2 separate regions of the Homo sapiens genome follow, and region 2 is linked to region 1. A link is a loop called in an ENCODE intact Hi-C map of the cell type or tissue named here. Cell type or tissue: Calu3. All regions are shown on one strand. Links, peaks and the distances in the headings refer to the core of each region. The heading gives the core; the rest is flanking DNA. Region 1 overlaps CABLES1 (Cdk5 and Abl enzyme substrate 1). Region 2 has its middle 150 kb from the start of CABLES1.

Evidence for each region. A loop is a pair of places that touch in the nucleus more often than their neighbours do. Peaks named below come from ENCODE experiments on the same cell type or tissue, not always from the same donor. Only the 100,000 strongest peaks of a DNase experiment are listed, where the experiment ranks them.
Region 2: a loop joins it to region 1, with 2.6 times the contacts of the local background. A loop is called at or near these places in 6 of 110 quality-filtered maps.

Annotation. Positions count from the first base shown.
Region 1 is chr18:23,223,687-23,231,362 of GRCh38, forward strand. All of the region lies in intron 4 of CABLES1 (Cdk5 and Abl enzyme substrate 1), which reads left to right. Among named protein-coding and RNA genes, the nearest start is that of CABLES1, 92 kb to the left of the region's middle. RefSeq lists an enhancer at 2,967-3,066. In Calu3, for the core only: no CTCF peak of the experiment used is centred there; a DNase peak (open chromatin) is centred at 4,005.
Region 2 is chr18:23,277,922-23,285,597 of GRCh38, forward strand. It overlaps a transcript of SLC35D4 not described here. Among named protein-coding and RNA genes, the nearest start is that of CABLES1, 150 kb to the left of the region's middle. RefSeq lists enhancers at 4,793-5,483, 6,174-6,865, 6,866-7,555. In Calu3, for the core only: no CTCF peak of the experiment used is centred there; DNase peaks (open chromatin) are centred at 4,360 and 6,280.

The DNA of each region.
Region 1 (7,676 bases), core at 1,570-6,569:
GTGGACTGAAGCCCCTGCCTGCATCCTCTCCGCCACCACCCACCCGCACTCATCCACACACAATCTACTCCTTATTGCCAGGCCCTTCTGAAGCCCAGCATGGCCATCTCTAATCAGGTGCATGTGTTAGGAAGCTGTCAGGACTTACTGGCATGCATTGAATAAAGACTGGGTATGGGTTGTGCCCACGCCTTTCAAATAACACAGCTGTTGATCCCAGAGTCCCACTAATCATTACCAGGGATAGATTGCACGGCCACTTCTGCTTGGGGTGGCCCTGAGCTAATTCATTAAAGGGTATGTGAAGTGGAAGATAGTTAAGGTAAAGGTAATGCCAGACCAAAAATGAGTTCCGTAGTAAGGAGCACTCTTCAGCTCAAATATAGTCTTTTAAAGCTGGAAGGAACTTGGAGACTGTCGGCTTCCACTTTTTTTTTTTTTTTTTTAAGCTGAAGAAGCCATTCTTCCAGTATCAGTTTACATAGAATTCCAATAAATAAAACAGCTAAACAGAGAGCTCTTCTGGAGAATCAGGAATGGGCACAAGTAGCCCATTCATCCCCACTCCTGCCATCCACCTCCTTTGGTGCCTCCATTAGGAAAACCACAGCCCTTACCCATCCTTGCTGTCGTGTACCCATGGGCACCGGCGGCCAGGGAGGCAGTGTGGTGCTTGGGAACGAGCTGGCAGGCAGAAGCCTCAGTCCTGGGAAATGAACTAGCCTTACTGACCCCAGCTTCACTCCTCCGTAAAAGGACTATAATGTCCACCTCAGGGAGATGAATGAAATAGTAAATGAAATATTATATGTGAAAGCTGTAGTAGATATTCATTAAGCATTAGTTTCACTTCCATTTTTGTCCAGTCACAGAGCTTTTTTTTTTTTTTTTTTTTTTTTGGAGACAGAGTCTCTCTCAGTTGCTCAGGCTGGAGTGCACTGGCGGGGTCTCGGCTCACTGCAAGCTCCGCCTCCTGGGTTCACGCCATTCTCCTGCCACAGCCTCCTGAGTAGCTGGGATTACAGGTGCCCGCCACTACACCCGGCTAATTTTTTTGTATTTTTAGTAGAGACGGGGTTTCACCATGCTAGCCAGGATGGTCTCGATCTCCTGACCTCGTGATCTGCCTGTCTCAGCCTCCCAAAGTACTGGGATTACAGGCGTGAGCCACCGCACCCGGCCTTCTTTTTCTTTCTTTTTGAGAAAGGTCTCACTGTATTGCCCAGGCTGGAGTGCAGTAGTGCAATCTCAGCTCACTGCAGCCTTGACCTCCCAGGCTCAAGCGATCCTCCTACCTCAGCTTCCTGCGTAGCTGGGATGACAGGCATGCACCACCACGCCCAGCTAATTTTTGTATTTTTTGTAGAGTCGGGTTTCACCATGCTGCCCAGGCTGGTCTCAAAATCCTGGGCTCAAGCCATCCTCCCACCTCGGCCTTCTAAAGTGCTGGGATTACAGGTGTGAGCCACCGTGCCCGGCCATCACAGAGCTATTATGTTGCTCTTTCTAGATCTACTTGAACTTAGCAGTTCCCAGTCAGGTTCACAGTGAGTTTGTCAGTGGTGCAATTCTACAAATAATGGATTCACCTTGAGATCTGCTTTTATTCAGTCTTTTTTTCCTCAATAGTACATGTTTCTTAAAGACTATTTGAAAAATGTATAAAAGTAAAAGGAAGATAACAATTATTGAGCCTCACCTCCTAAACAAAGCCACCATTTACATTTTGGTCTATTTCCTTCCAGTCTTTTTTTTTTTTCTTAATGCATACACTTTATGGAACGTGAGGAGACCATTGTTTTGCTTTGATCTTTCTTGCTAAATCCTACCTTTCAAAACAAGCCCATTACAGAGAAGAGGAACAGATGTTGCCCAGCTTTTTCACTGTAACTGTAACATCAAACCTTCCCATAGCTGTAAACACTCTTCTCAGATGAAGCTTGTAAATTATGCCATTTTCTGGGAAGAGTCCCAGCCTTAAACCAGCTCCTTTTTCCTCAACTAACACTTGCCAAGGCCAGCCTGAATCTTTCTGCCTTTTATCCACATTAGTCACGGCCTTCTCTTTTCTAGTGTGGATTTGTGGTTTGGCTTGGTGACCCTCAGCTCACAAAATGAGTTGCAAGCAACTTTCTCAACTTTCCTAAATAGGCAGACCCCACTTAGTAAACAGCTTGTCCAACACTTCTATCCAAGACCACTTCTCTTCCCCTCGCTTTCCAGCCCCCATTGTGGGCTACTGTGCCACCGCCATAGGGCCAGGAGTGGGAAACCTGGGCCCTGCAAAGGAATTTATGGATTTACATGTAGAGAGAGGGAAGGAATTGTGAAAAACAGGAATAGCTTAGGGGAAAGGGTCCTGGAGTCCTAAGAAGGAAAGGGAAGTTCAGAGAAGAAGGTGAAATAATACAAACTTGACCTTTAAAGTGTTACTCAGCTGGGCACAGTGGCTCATGCCTGTAATCCCAGTACTTTGGGAGACCGAGGTGGGCGGATCACAAGGTCAGGAGTTCAAGACCAGCCTGGCCAACATAGTGACACCCCATCTCTACTAAAATTACAAAAATTAGCCGGGCATGGTGGCATGTGCCCGTAGTCCCAGCTACTCGGGAGGCTGAGGCAGGAGAATTGCTTGAACCTGAGAAGTGGAGGTTGCAGTGAGCCAAGATCGTGCCATTGCACTCCAGCTTGGGCAACAGAGTGAGACTTCATCTCAAAAAAAAAAAAAAAAAGTTCCTGAGGGTCAAGCCTGGACCAGGAAACCAAGAGGAGAGACTCAACTTCCTCCTATTTTTTTACCCTCATACACCCTCTGACCTTTTGCTTCTATGACCCGAGCTCTTGTTTTTGCTTTTGGGCTGATTCAGTTACATTATAGGCTCAGAGAGCCTTGGGTAGGCTAATCTCCACTTACTGCATCAATGAAAAATGCATTCTGAGTTCCAACTTGCCAGCCCAGGAGCTTCTAGAGCACGACCCACTGGTGAGTGAGAGACTGCAGGTGTTGTATGGAGAACTAGTCCTAGAATTGTCCCTATGCATAAGGGAACCGACACCAGCCACCAAGTGCTCTTTACTTCCTGAGATCTGGATGTGGGTTGGTATTTCTGTACACATGGATCCGACCAGAAGAAAGTAGGAGAGAACCTAGTAAACTTGAGATTGGAGGTTATGTGAAATCACCAAACTAGATGATTCCAGCAAAAAGAGTTTCTGTGATGTGTGTGTAGGTTCACACCCCTTAAGATAACCATACTTGACTGTATGATAGTCGCAGGAGTCACTTACTTACTACAGATGCATCAGAGACCATGTGATGAAGAAGATGGCTTCCCAGTGGAGTTGCAAGGTGCCTCTGGGGGGTGTGTTTTTAAATTGTCAACAGCTTCCACATGGTGTTTATATCCTTAACTTTTGGCATTGGGGGCATTCAGATGAGGTCATCCGCTTGGGTCCATTTCCTGAGTGTTGATCATTTTGCGACACAGAGAACAGCGTCTTCTATTCTTAGAGCCTTCAAGCCTAAATGCTCCCTGCCTGGCTCCAGGCCCATGCCCCCTTCCTCCCCACCCACTTTCCCCAGAAAATTTTTGTTGTGGAAAATTACACATTCACAAATTGTGTTTCTTTCCTCACACCAAGCATATTCCCACACAGAGACAGATTCTGGAATGATCTCATGGATGACTCATGCCATTATCTGGCTGTTTATAGGAGCTGCCTTTAGACAAAGATTTGGTCATAAGCTACGTTAAGACCCCTTCATTGTCTGCCAGTTGCCCTTGCAGGGGATGGCTTATGGCTTATCGATGGAGTCCTGAGTGGGAGTGGGAAGGGACTTCTAGACTAAAAGCTGCTTTTGACTTCACTTTTGTCCATCAACTGTGGACCCTGTTCCATTGTCTCTGAACTCTGGAGGCACCTTCTGCTTGATGTCAGCAAGCAGGCCTGGTCCAAGATGGCAGCTGCACTGTATCGGAAGGGCAACAAACGGGACTCTTAAGCTAAGGGGAAGACTTGTGTCGTCGACTTCCGGCCCATGTGTAATCTCTTAATTAAAATTTAGCTCACAAGTGGTATTTCCTTTCGTAATCCAGCTTTCAGGCTTTGCTTTAGGTGCAGGAAATCTCTCACTCCTTATTCTCTTTGAAGGGTCTGGAAATCCTGTTAATATTTAATTGGCTTTTAAATTATTGACACATCAAAGTGTTCAACCTATTGTTGTCCTTTGAAGAGCTAGCGCCTAGTGGAGCTCCTGGCAGGTGTTCCAAGTTCTTGGGCTTAGAGCACCATTAGAGAAAGGATGGTGGAGAGAAGTCAGGACCACTCCATTTTGGAAGCAGAAAGCCTTGGAACCTAGTTAATTGGATCACACTTTTTCCATCTAGTTTCCAGGTGTTAGATATTTAAGTCTTGTCTTTTTTTAAGAGAGTAATATTAATTAGTTCATTGATCATGCTCCCTGAGGAAAGGGCCATAGCTTGAACTTCTTGTTATCTAATAGGGAATCTTGTTTTCCTGTCAGAATCTGTTTCATGCATTATGGCTCAGTGAGCAGCTGGCTGGGCCTCTGCCAGGGAGCCACAGAAGAGGAAACTAAAAATCATTTTGCCTTTTACAAAAGATGAAGTCCAGAGTCGGCCGTTTTATGATTAATAATGACCTAGGTATTCCCCTTTGGCCCCAAGATAGCTAGATTAGCCACCTGCTTTGATCAGGTGACTCCACAGCTGTGCATGTGTGCTTTGTGCTGAAGAAGCCAAAACTAAGACAGGGGTCCAGGGGTTTCTAACAGTGAAATTACAGGCATTCAAGGAGAGCTACATTAAATTAATTTTGGTGCCATCCTATGAAGGATGAGTTTACACTCCCAAAATGAACCAGCCTGTTTTTCTGCTCATTGCTTAACGGTATAACTGCTGCTTGGCTGTCTCCCCAAATGTGCTTTTACCTCCTGTTTTAATCCCCACCCCCATCTTCTGAGTCCCTCCCTTTTACCCCCTCCAGTCACTCCCACTCCCCCACCCCCGTGGGCCAGTTTTAAATGTCAGCCTTTGTTTAAAAAAAAAAAAAAAAAAAGTATATATCTTTGTGCTGGATTTTCAGTGTGCTTGTTGCCTACAGCCTCTGCAGAAGTTCACAAACTTGCACAGAATGTGAAAGCAGCTCCTCTAGGTACATGTGGCTAAGCTGCAGCGCTACCCAGGACTGTAGAGAGAAGGAATGACAACCTTGCATCGTCCACAGTTCCTTGCCAGTAGTTCAGTTAGGGTGTCTGTAGAAATGAGATCACTTCCTATAACCTGACTAACCGTGTTCACCTCTGAGTAAAAGCTGCAACATTTTAACCTAATATACACAACTTTAGACAATATTCATGTGTAGTATTTGAACTTGCCTCTATGCCATTTTTAAAAGGAAGTGGAATATAAGTAAATTAGTAGGGCCAGGCACGGTGGCTCACGGCTGCAACCCCAGCACTTTAGGAGGCTGAGGAGGGCGGATCAACTGAGTTCAGGGGTTCAAGACCACCTGGCCAACGTGGTGAAACCCCATCTCTACTAAAAATACAAAAATTACCCGGGTGTGGTGGCAGGCGCCTGTAATCCCAGCTACTCGGGAGGCTGAGGCAGGAGAATCGCTTGAACCTGGGAGGCAGAGGTTGCAGTGAGCCGAGATCGCACCACTGCACTCCAGCCTAGGCAACAAGAGTAAAACTCCATCTCAAAAATTATTAAAAAATAAATTAGTATTTGAACACTAGATGTGTCTGGGAAAAATCTGGCTCTTTCAAAGAAAGTGAAAACTTCAACTTCAGTTTGCTTTTAATTACTTTCAGCTGCAGTTCGACATTCTCTAGCTCTATTTCCTGGTGCTGGAGAGTTAGTGCTGGCATTTCAGCCAAACAGATATTTCTATTTTTAATATACCATTTTAATGAGAATTCAGAACAATGATCTTAGAAAATACCAAGATTTCATCACACTCCACTGGGACTTCTGCTTCATTCTTTCTCACTGGAGTTTTTAAAAGATTCTTTTGGAGCGAATCTCCACCATTCAGAGTTCCTTTCTGCATGCAACTCCAACGTTCTAGGCTTCCAAAAGAGAGGGACAGCAAAGACCATGGGTCTTGCCTGCTTTTCACTCACACATAAAGACTGAGCAGTTGCCTGAGCTGTTAAGCTATGTGGCACAATGTGAAACTGCTGTTTATGGGGGTCAAGTACGACCAAAGAACAGCAATTTCATGTTTCATGTTAATATCAGAAAGATTCCAGCAACATTGATCAGAGCCCTTACCTAAGAAGAATGAACCCGGAAAAGTTTGTCAGCCTCTTTGTGAAAGATGTATTTTTTAGATCCCAAGAGTCTTAACATATACAAATTAAAAAGCTATGAGAAGGGCCAGGCGCGGTGGCTCACACCTGTAATCCCAGCACTTTGGGAGGCCAGGCGGGCGGATCACAAGGTCAGGAGATCGAGACCATCCTGGCTAATATGGTGAAACCCTGTCTCTACTAAAAATACAAAAAATTAGCCGGGCATGGCGGCAGGCGCCTGTAGTCCCAGCTACTCGGGAGGCTGAGGCAGGAGAATGGCATGAACCCAGGAGGCGGAGCTTGCAGTGAGCTGAGATCGCACCACTGCACTCCAGCCTGGGTGACAGAGCAAGACTCCATCTCAAAACAAAAACAAAAAAAACCTATAAGAAACTGACATTGTTAGAAATGAGATCTGTTTTGTTTTCTGTGGACGGCTGACTATGCCCACGCCTGTACGTGTATGCTCTTAATTCCAGGCCAGCAAAATGGTAGCCCTGAAGTTAGTGATAACCTCTCCCTGAATCTGAGGGAGGAAAAGCGTGGAAAAGTTGCCCTCTGCCATCACGAAGCTGTCAGTGTTCTAGAGCTGAGATGATATTTATTACTGTATCAGCGAAGTTTTGAAGTGTGACTAGCTTTGGCGTACAAGAAATACCTCATTTCTTCTTTTTAAATCTACTTAATATGAACTGTAAACCCCCCTTCTACAAGGCTGAGGGGAAATTGAGACTCACTTTTCACTGGGCATTCCTCCCTCCCCATCTCCAGTATTGTGCAAAGAAGGGCCTGGAACCTACTGTAATGCCTAGGATTTGGGGAACACATGCTGGTTGTTGTTCCTTTGGTTGCCCTAGCACTGCCAAAACTGTCACACCCGCCCCGTGACCCCTCCAGGCAAAAAGATCTGCTGCTCTGTGCCAGATGTGAATTACGAATCTTTATCATGGCTGGGAGCCCTGTTCTTGGGGTGCTGATGGTGCAAGGCATGGGTCCCATTTGATCATGGACCCCATGGTCATTTCCCTTCCGACTTAGGAGAATCTTGCACTGCTGCTCCCTCTGCAGTGGCCTGTAATTTAAACATCCCCAGAGGCAATAGGCAGAAAATAGGCCACTCTTGGGAAGAAAACTGGGAGACCAAATCCATGTCACTGAGTATCTATGACTATATTATCTTGCCATAGGAACTTATAAAATAAGGGTAGCAAAAGTCCTGCCAAGGAAGCACTGGGTCTTAGTAGTCACTAGCCACATGTGGCAATTTACATTTAAATTAATTAAAATTAAATAAAAATTCAGTTTCTCAGTCAACTGTTCACATTTCAAGCACTTAGTTGCCACACGTAACCAT
Region 2 (7,676 bases), core at 1,424-6,423, 54 kb after region 1:
AGAAGTCCAATAGAACATGTGGAATATACAACACTTCTTAAGGTCTAGACTCCAAAACGGGCAGTACCACTTCTACTGTGTTTATTGGCCAAAGCAAGTCAGGAGGCTAGCCCAAGTCCAAGCAGTGGGGGAATGGCTTCATCACATTGCAAATGGCATGGGCACAGGGAAGGGAGGAAAAATGGGTCTATCTTTCCAATCAATTGATTTCCTACTCTCTTCTTGGGAAGACCCTCTTCCACTGATCAAAACCACTGGGCAGAATGTAGAGCCCCACATACTCCCGCAACCTGACTTATCTGGTGCCCTGGCTGAGTACAGAAGGCTGAACCCTCCCAGAAGGCGCCTGGAAGGGAATTGGAACCCACACAACCTAGGGACTACATGTGCTGATGAGGTTCTCAAGACCAAAAGAAGGCAGAGAATACAATGGGAGCTTAATGAACACAATGCATATAAGTCAGAGACTTGGTCTTTGGTAAAAGCAAAAGTCTGGCTTTCAGAAGTCAGTGTAGTGTCACACCAGGAGCAGAATAGCAATTTACTAGGAAGTGTAGTCATCAAACTATTCATGGCCATCATTTCCTGGGGGTTATAATCCTATATTTCCTGGGAGCTATAATTACTGTAACCCATCGTTTCTTAGGGGCTATAACTACTATAAATTAGTAATCAAACTAATAATGGCTGTCATTTCCGACAGGTGCTGAGGCTGGTGCTAAATGCTACGCGTGAAATCATGTCTAGCATGATCTAAGTAGCCATGGTATTATAACTCCCATTTTTATCATTAAGAAAATTAGGGCTGGGTGTGGAGACTCAAGCCTATAATCCAGCACTTTGGGAGGCCGAGGTGAAAGGATCGCTTGAGCTCAGGAGTTCGAGGCCAGCCTGGGCAACATGGTGAGATCTCAACTCTACTAAAATTAAAACGAAAAAAATATTAGCCGGGTGTGGTGGGGCTCACCTGTGGTAACAGCTACTCAGAGGCTGGGTTGGGAGGATTGCTTGAGCCTGGGAGTTTGAGGCTGCCGTGAGCTGTGACTGTGCCACTGCACTCCAGCTTGGGTGACAGAGCAAGACCCCATCTCAAAAAAAAAAAAAAAAATTAAAAAAGAAGAAAAGGAGAAAGGGTTGGAGGTGGGTCGTCTGGCTGATCTGGCAGTGCCTTTGTCTTCACAGAGATTCAGGCTCCTTCAGCTTCTGCTCCACTATCCTTAGACCACAGCTTCCAACTTCAAACTTGCCTCAAGGCCCAAGATGGATGCTAGAACTCTAGCTATCACATCTTCAAATCCAGGTGAGAAGCAGGAAGAAGATAGAGAAAAGGGCCTCTTCTACCTATCTGAGACTCTTCTACGCAACTGTCCCCAACATCTCCCCCATCAACTTCTGCTTATATCTCATCAGTCAGAACTTGTTCATATAAACAGCATGGGCTGCAAGGGATGCTGGGAAAGGCAATCTGTTAGCTGGATACATAGCCTCTTAAATAAAATCAGACTTCTGCTACTGAGTGCTATGAGTCCCCTAAAAATATATGCTGGAGTCCTAACTCCCAGTACCTCCGAATGTGACCTTATTTGGAGATAAGGTCTTTATGGAGGTAATCAAGTTAAAATGAGGTCCTTAAGGTGGAAACCTAGTTCTATGAAGGGGAAAATAGGACACAGATACAGGCACACAGAGAAGGAAGACAACATGAAGACACAGGGAGGAAACAGACATCTACAAGGCAAGGAGACAAGCCTGGAAAGACCCCTCCCTCACAGACCTCAGAAGGAATTAGCCCTGCTGAGGCCTTGAATTTAGACTGTCAGCCTCCAGAACTGTAGTAATAATAAATTTCTGTTGTTATATAGAGAGACATATATATGTGTAAAATATATTTAATATCTCACACACACACATATATACATATATACACACACATACACACACATGTATTTTTTCCCCTTAAATAGAGACAGGATCTTACTATGTCTGTTGCCCAGGCTAGTCTTGAACTCCTGGGCTCAAGCGATCCTCCCACCTTGGCCTCCTAAAGTGCTGGGATTACAGGTGTGAGTCACTGCGCCCAGTCAATTTCTGTTGTTGAAGCTACCAAGTTTATAGTTCTTTGTTACGGCAGCCCTAGGAAATGAATCCATTCAGGAAGAGGAAGAAGTGCATGCTGATAAGCAATGGGCATTTGTGCACAGGGCCCAGAGCCATGCACCAGACCCTGCACTGCAGGCAGCGGGGCTGAGCTTGTGCTTGCAGACGGGCCTCGGCTGGGGTGGGCGTGTGTGCGCGCAGCCGACTGCACAGGTGGGGACCAAGCCCAGCACAAGCAGACTGCTTTCTGAGACCTCTGTCCATTGGGTCTGCTCCTGCCCTGGGGCGAGGTTATTAACGGTCTCCACTGTGAGACCAAGGCTGTGGCTGGGTACTGAGGCTGAGGCCGGCAGCTGTCAGGGCCACTCTCCACTCTGTCCCCTGGTTCCCTTCCTCATGTCCTGTGTGCACCTGAATCTGTCCTGTCAGAGTGGCTTCCTCTACCAGCCATATCTGTAATCTTCTGCCAGGAGAGAACGCTTCCCTAGAGTGGATATTTCAGAAGTAGTTGCTACACACGTGAACACGATACAACAATTTTGACTTGGCTGTATCTTCAAGATCTTTGGGGAGAAGAGGACAGCTGCCAAGAGCTGAAAGCTTAAAGTGGGGCCACCTCACAGTGCTGACCACTTTACTCTCCCCTGTCCAACTTCACCACAAAATGGAACCCGGACCCTTTATTCCCCAAAGCACAGGCCACAGGCAACAGGAGACTGTTGTGCATAACAGACTGTACTAAAGGCCTGAGGATAACATAGGGCAGTAGCTGAAAAATAAAACTTAAACCTGGCCACCAGGTTTCTGGAAGAGTGTTGACCATGCCCCCCCGTCTCCTCTTCTGGAGCTCCCTCACCTATCTCCAGCTTCCAGGGTCCCTGAGTCCCACCCCCAATTTTTCCATGCCCTGCGTGGAGGACTCCCACCCACGCCTCTCCCCACCCCCAGGTAGGGAAGGCAGCTTTTAATAGAGGTACATGAACCACTTAAAAACCTCAGCCTAACACAAAAGCCCACACATTGCACAATCCCGTGCATATGAAATCTCCAGAACAGGCCAATCCATAGAGACAGAAAGTGGATTTGTGGCTGCCTAGGTCAGTGGAGGGGAGGAGGGTGGGATGACAATGGGTATGGGGGTTCTTTTTGAGGTGAAGAAAATGTTCTACAATTAGATAGTGATAACGGTTGCAGAATTCTGTGAATACACTAAAAACTACTGAATTTAAAGTGTACTGAATTGTACACTTCAAATGGGTACATCTTAGGGCATGTGAATTATATTTCTATGAAGCTGTTATTTATTTATTTTACTTTTTTTTGAGACAAGATCTTGTTCTGTCACCCAGGATGGAGTGCAGTGGCACAAACAGAGCTCACTGCAGCCTTGACCTCCTGGACTTGACTGATCCTCCCACCTCAGCCTCCCAAATAGCTGGGACCACAGGCGTGCACAACCACGCCCAACTAATTTTTTTATTTTTATTTTTAGTAGAAACGGAGTTTCACCAGGTTACCCAGACGCCTTGAACTCCTGAGCTCAAGCAATCTGCCTGCCGTGGCCTCCCCAAATGCTGAGATTACAGGAGTGAGCCACCATGCCTGGCCAAAGCTGTTATTTTTTAAAAATCTCTGTGTGTCTAAGAAGACACAGGGCCTCCCTGAGAACAGGGAGCGTGTGTTTGCTTTAAGTCTACAATCACAAAGAAAGTCACCAGAGTTGTTTCTGCCAGAACCAGAGAGATTTTGCCTCGAGGACAACTCAGTGCAATGGGCCTGCAGCCTCCAGCAACAGGAGTGGCTGCTTTGGCCAGGTGGCAGAACAGCCCTCCTAGACAAAGCAGAGACGTCTGTAACAAAGACCAGCACCCAGTGGGCATCCAATCTGTATCTGATGAAAGAAGGAATGAGGAAATAAATGAACGGCTGATTGTAATCACTTTCCAGGATAGTGAGAATGCCTGGGACAGAACCCTGGTTCCATCTCCCACTTAGAGGAGCCCTTTTCATTAACAGCTCCACTTAACTTCTATTTGCCATGCAAATCAACTGGCCCAGGTGAGTGGTGCCTGCACTGACTCCTGAAATCCCAAGGGCCTCCGCGGCTCCCCGAGGCTCAATCAGGGCACGAAGACACATGTGCAGACACTTTGCCTTTGCTAATCCTGCGGGCCTTTCACAGAGAGCAGGAAATCAATGACTCAAATATTCCTTTTGCCTCAGGCAACTGCTTAAATGAGACTTTACCCTCTGCTGCCAAGGAAGTTGGGTGGCAGGGGAGTTCCTTCAGACTCCCCCCCAGTTGATCCTGGATAGAACTGGCCTAGGTTTATATGCCATTGTTTGTTTTACTAACGGTAAACCACTGCGAGTCCGGCCACTGAAAATCAGCTGACAGCAGGAGCAAAGATTCGCTCGGCTCACTGGGGAGCACGGAATGTCTGCCATCTCTGAGATGTTTCCAGAATAGAGGGAGCCTTGTGCAAGCCGCAGAATGGCTTGGCCTCCCCAGTGGTTTGCTGTTGGGTCCGAGGATCCGGAGCTGCCCTGCAGGCAGCCAACGCCTGGGCCAAGCACCAGTACCCTGGGGCCCCCAAGTGAGGGCTGTCTGTGGGGAGCTTGTCTCCTCTGGTTTGTCCACAACCCAGTGACCCCAGGGTAGGGGTGGGAGTGGGGGGCAATGCCCAGGAACAACTTGGCACATGGGGAGGTGAGAGGGAGGGCTGGTTTTGGAAGCCGCTTTAGAATCTTGGCTTAGAAATGCAGAATGCATGACCCTGGGGAAGTGTCCTGCCCTGTCAGGGGCTCGCAGGCCTCATCTGTGTGCTGGCCCCTTAAGGGTCATGAGTAGGTGACATACAGATAGGGGGCACCTGCACTGTGCATGGTGGGTGCTGTAAATCAAAAATAACATCCTAAGCCCTCCAACTGACTGAGGGGACCCCCGAGAAACCTGAGAAACTGAATTCCCAGCCATGGCTGGAAAAGAGGTCTGACACACCTTGTTATACCCCCTACCTTTTGGAATTCAGGTGTAACTGACCAGCATTCACATTAAAACAGAGATTGTAATGTTACCAGACAGGGGTCCTCATCCAGACTCCAAGAGGGTGTTCTTGGACATCACGCAAAAAATAATTCGGGGCAAGTGCATAAAGTGAAAGCAAGTTTAAGAAAGTAAAGGAAGGCCGGGCGTAGTGGCTCACACCTGTAACCCCAGTACTTTGGGAGGCCAACGTGGGAGGATTGCTTGAGCTCAGGAGTTGGAGACCAGCCTGAGTGAGACCCTATCCCTACAAAAAAAATACAAAAATTAGCCAGGCATGGTGGTGCATGTCCCAGCTACTCAGGAGGCTGAGGTGGGAGGATCGCTTGAGCTGGGGAGGTTGAAGCTGCAGTGAGCCGAGACTGCACCACTGCTCCAGCCTGGACAACACAGAGAGACCCAGTCTCAAAAAAAAAAAAAAAAAAAAAAGAAAGAAAGAAAAGAAAAGAAAGAAAAGAAAGTAGGCTAGGCACAGTGGCTCACGCCTCTAATCCCAGCACTTTGGGAGGCTGAGGTGGGCGGATCACCTGAGGTCAGGAGTTCGAGTCCAGTCCGACCAACCTGGAGAAACCCCGTCTCTACTAAAAATACAAAATTAGCCAGGTGTGGTGGCGCATGCCTGTAATCCCAGCTACTCAGGAGGCTGAGGCAGGAGAATCACTTGAGCCTGGGAGGCGGAGGTTGCATTGAGTCAAGATTGTGCCACTGCACTCCAGCCTGGGAGACAGAGCAAGACTCCATCTCAAAAAAAAAAAAAAAGGAAAGGAATAAAAGAATGGCTACTCCATAGACAGAGCAGTGGTATGGGCTGCTCAACTGAGTATACTTATAGTTACTTCTTGATTATATGCTAAACAAAAGGTGGATTATTCATGAGTCTTTCAGGAAAGAGATGGGCAATTCCCCCAGCACTGAAGGTTCCTCCCCTTTTAGACCATATAGGGTAACTTCCTGACGTTGCCATTGCATTTGTAAACTGTCACAGTGCTGGTGAGAGTGTGTTTTAGCATGCTAATGTATTATAATTAGAGTATAACGAGCAGTGAGGACAACCAAAGGTCACTTTCATTGCCACCTTGGTTTTGGTGGGTTTTGGTCAGCTTCTTTACAGCATCCTGTCTAATCAATAAAGTCCTTGTGACCTGTATCTTGTGCTGCCCTCCTGACTCATCCTGTGACTAAGAATGCCTGGCCTCCTGGGAATGTACCCAGTAGGTGAAAGAGAATAGACTTTCACCATCTATTCTCTCTGAAGCCTGCTACCTATGAGGCTTCATCTACATAACAAGAATCTGGACCCCCACAATTCCCCTTATCTTAATGCAAGCATTTCTTTCTACTGACTTCAAGTCTTGGGACAAAGCTTAACTCTTTCAACGGGTTGCCAATCAGAAAATCTTTGAATCTACCTATGACCTGTAAGTCCCTGCTCCGAGTTGTCCTACCTTTCTGGTCAAACCAATGAATACCTCCCATGTACTGGTTTTTATCTTTGCCTGTAACATCTGTCTCCCTATAATGTATATAAAACCAAACTGTAACCCAACTGCCTTGGGATCGCTTTCTCAGGACCCCTTGAGGCTGCTCCCAAGGCCTAGTCACTCATATTGACTCAGAATAAACCTCTTTAAAACATTTTACAGAGTTTGGTTTTTCCATTAACCACACTGGCAAATGTTATTTCCCGTCCCTACACTCAATCATACCCCTGGCTGGTGCCACCTACCTTCCCTCTCATTCCTGGAACATGATTGGTCTTCTCCACCTCTGACTTGGTCCTGTCTACTCAGCCTTTCCAAACCCCAGCCTCCTGTTGGGGAGGCAGAATGCTGTGAGAGTTAAGAGGCAGGGGATGCGTGGGCAGGTGGCCCCTCTAGCCAGCCAAGGACCTTCAGGAAGGTGCTGACCTCCTGTGTCTGTCTCCTCAACAAAATGATACTGATACTGTCAGACCTCTGAGCCTAAGCTAAGCCATCATATCCCCTGTGACCTGCACACATCCAGACTTCACCCTTAGTGGCAAGTCCTGCTTTTCTGGGGGAGGGGCAGGAGCCCTGACCTCTTATCTCTGTGCCCCGATCCCTTATTTCCGCACCCCGACCTCTTATCTGTGCCCCAACCCCTTATTTCCATGCCCCGACCCCTGTCCTGCTTTTCTGGAGGGTAAGAACCCCTGAACCCCTTCCCTCCATGTCTCTACCCTTCTCTTTAAACTTGCCTCCTTCACTATAGGCAACCTTCCACCTTCCATTCCTCCTTCTTCTCCCTTAGCCTGTGTTCTTAAGAACTTAAAACCTCTTCAACTCTCGCCTGACCTAAAATCTAAGCGTCTTATTTTCTTCTGAAATGCCGCTTGACCCCGAGACAAACTGGACAGTAGTTCCAAATAGCCAGAAAACGGCACTTTCAATTTTTCCATCCTACAAGTTCTAAATAATTCTTGTCGTAAAATGGGCAAATGGTCTGAGGTGCATGACGTCCAGGCTTTCTTTTACACATCAGGCCGTCCCTAGTCTCTGTTCCCAATGCAACT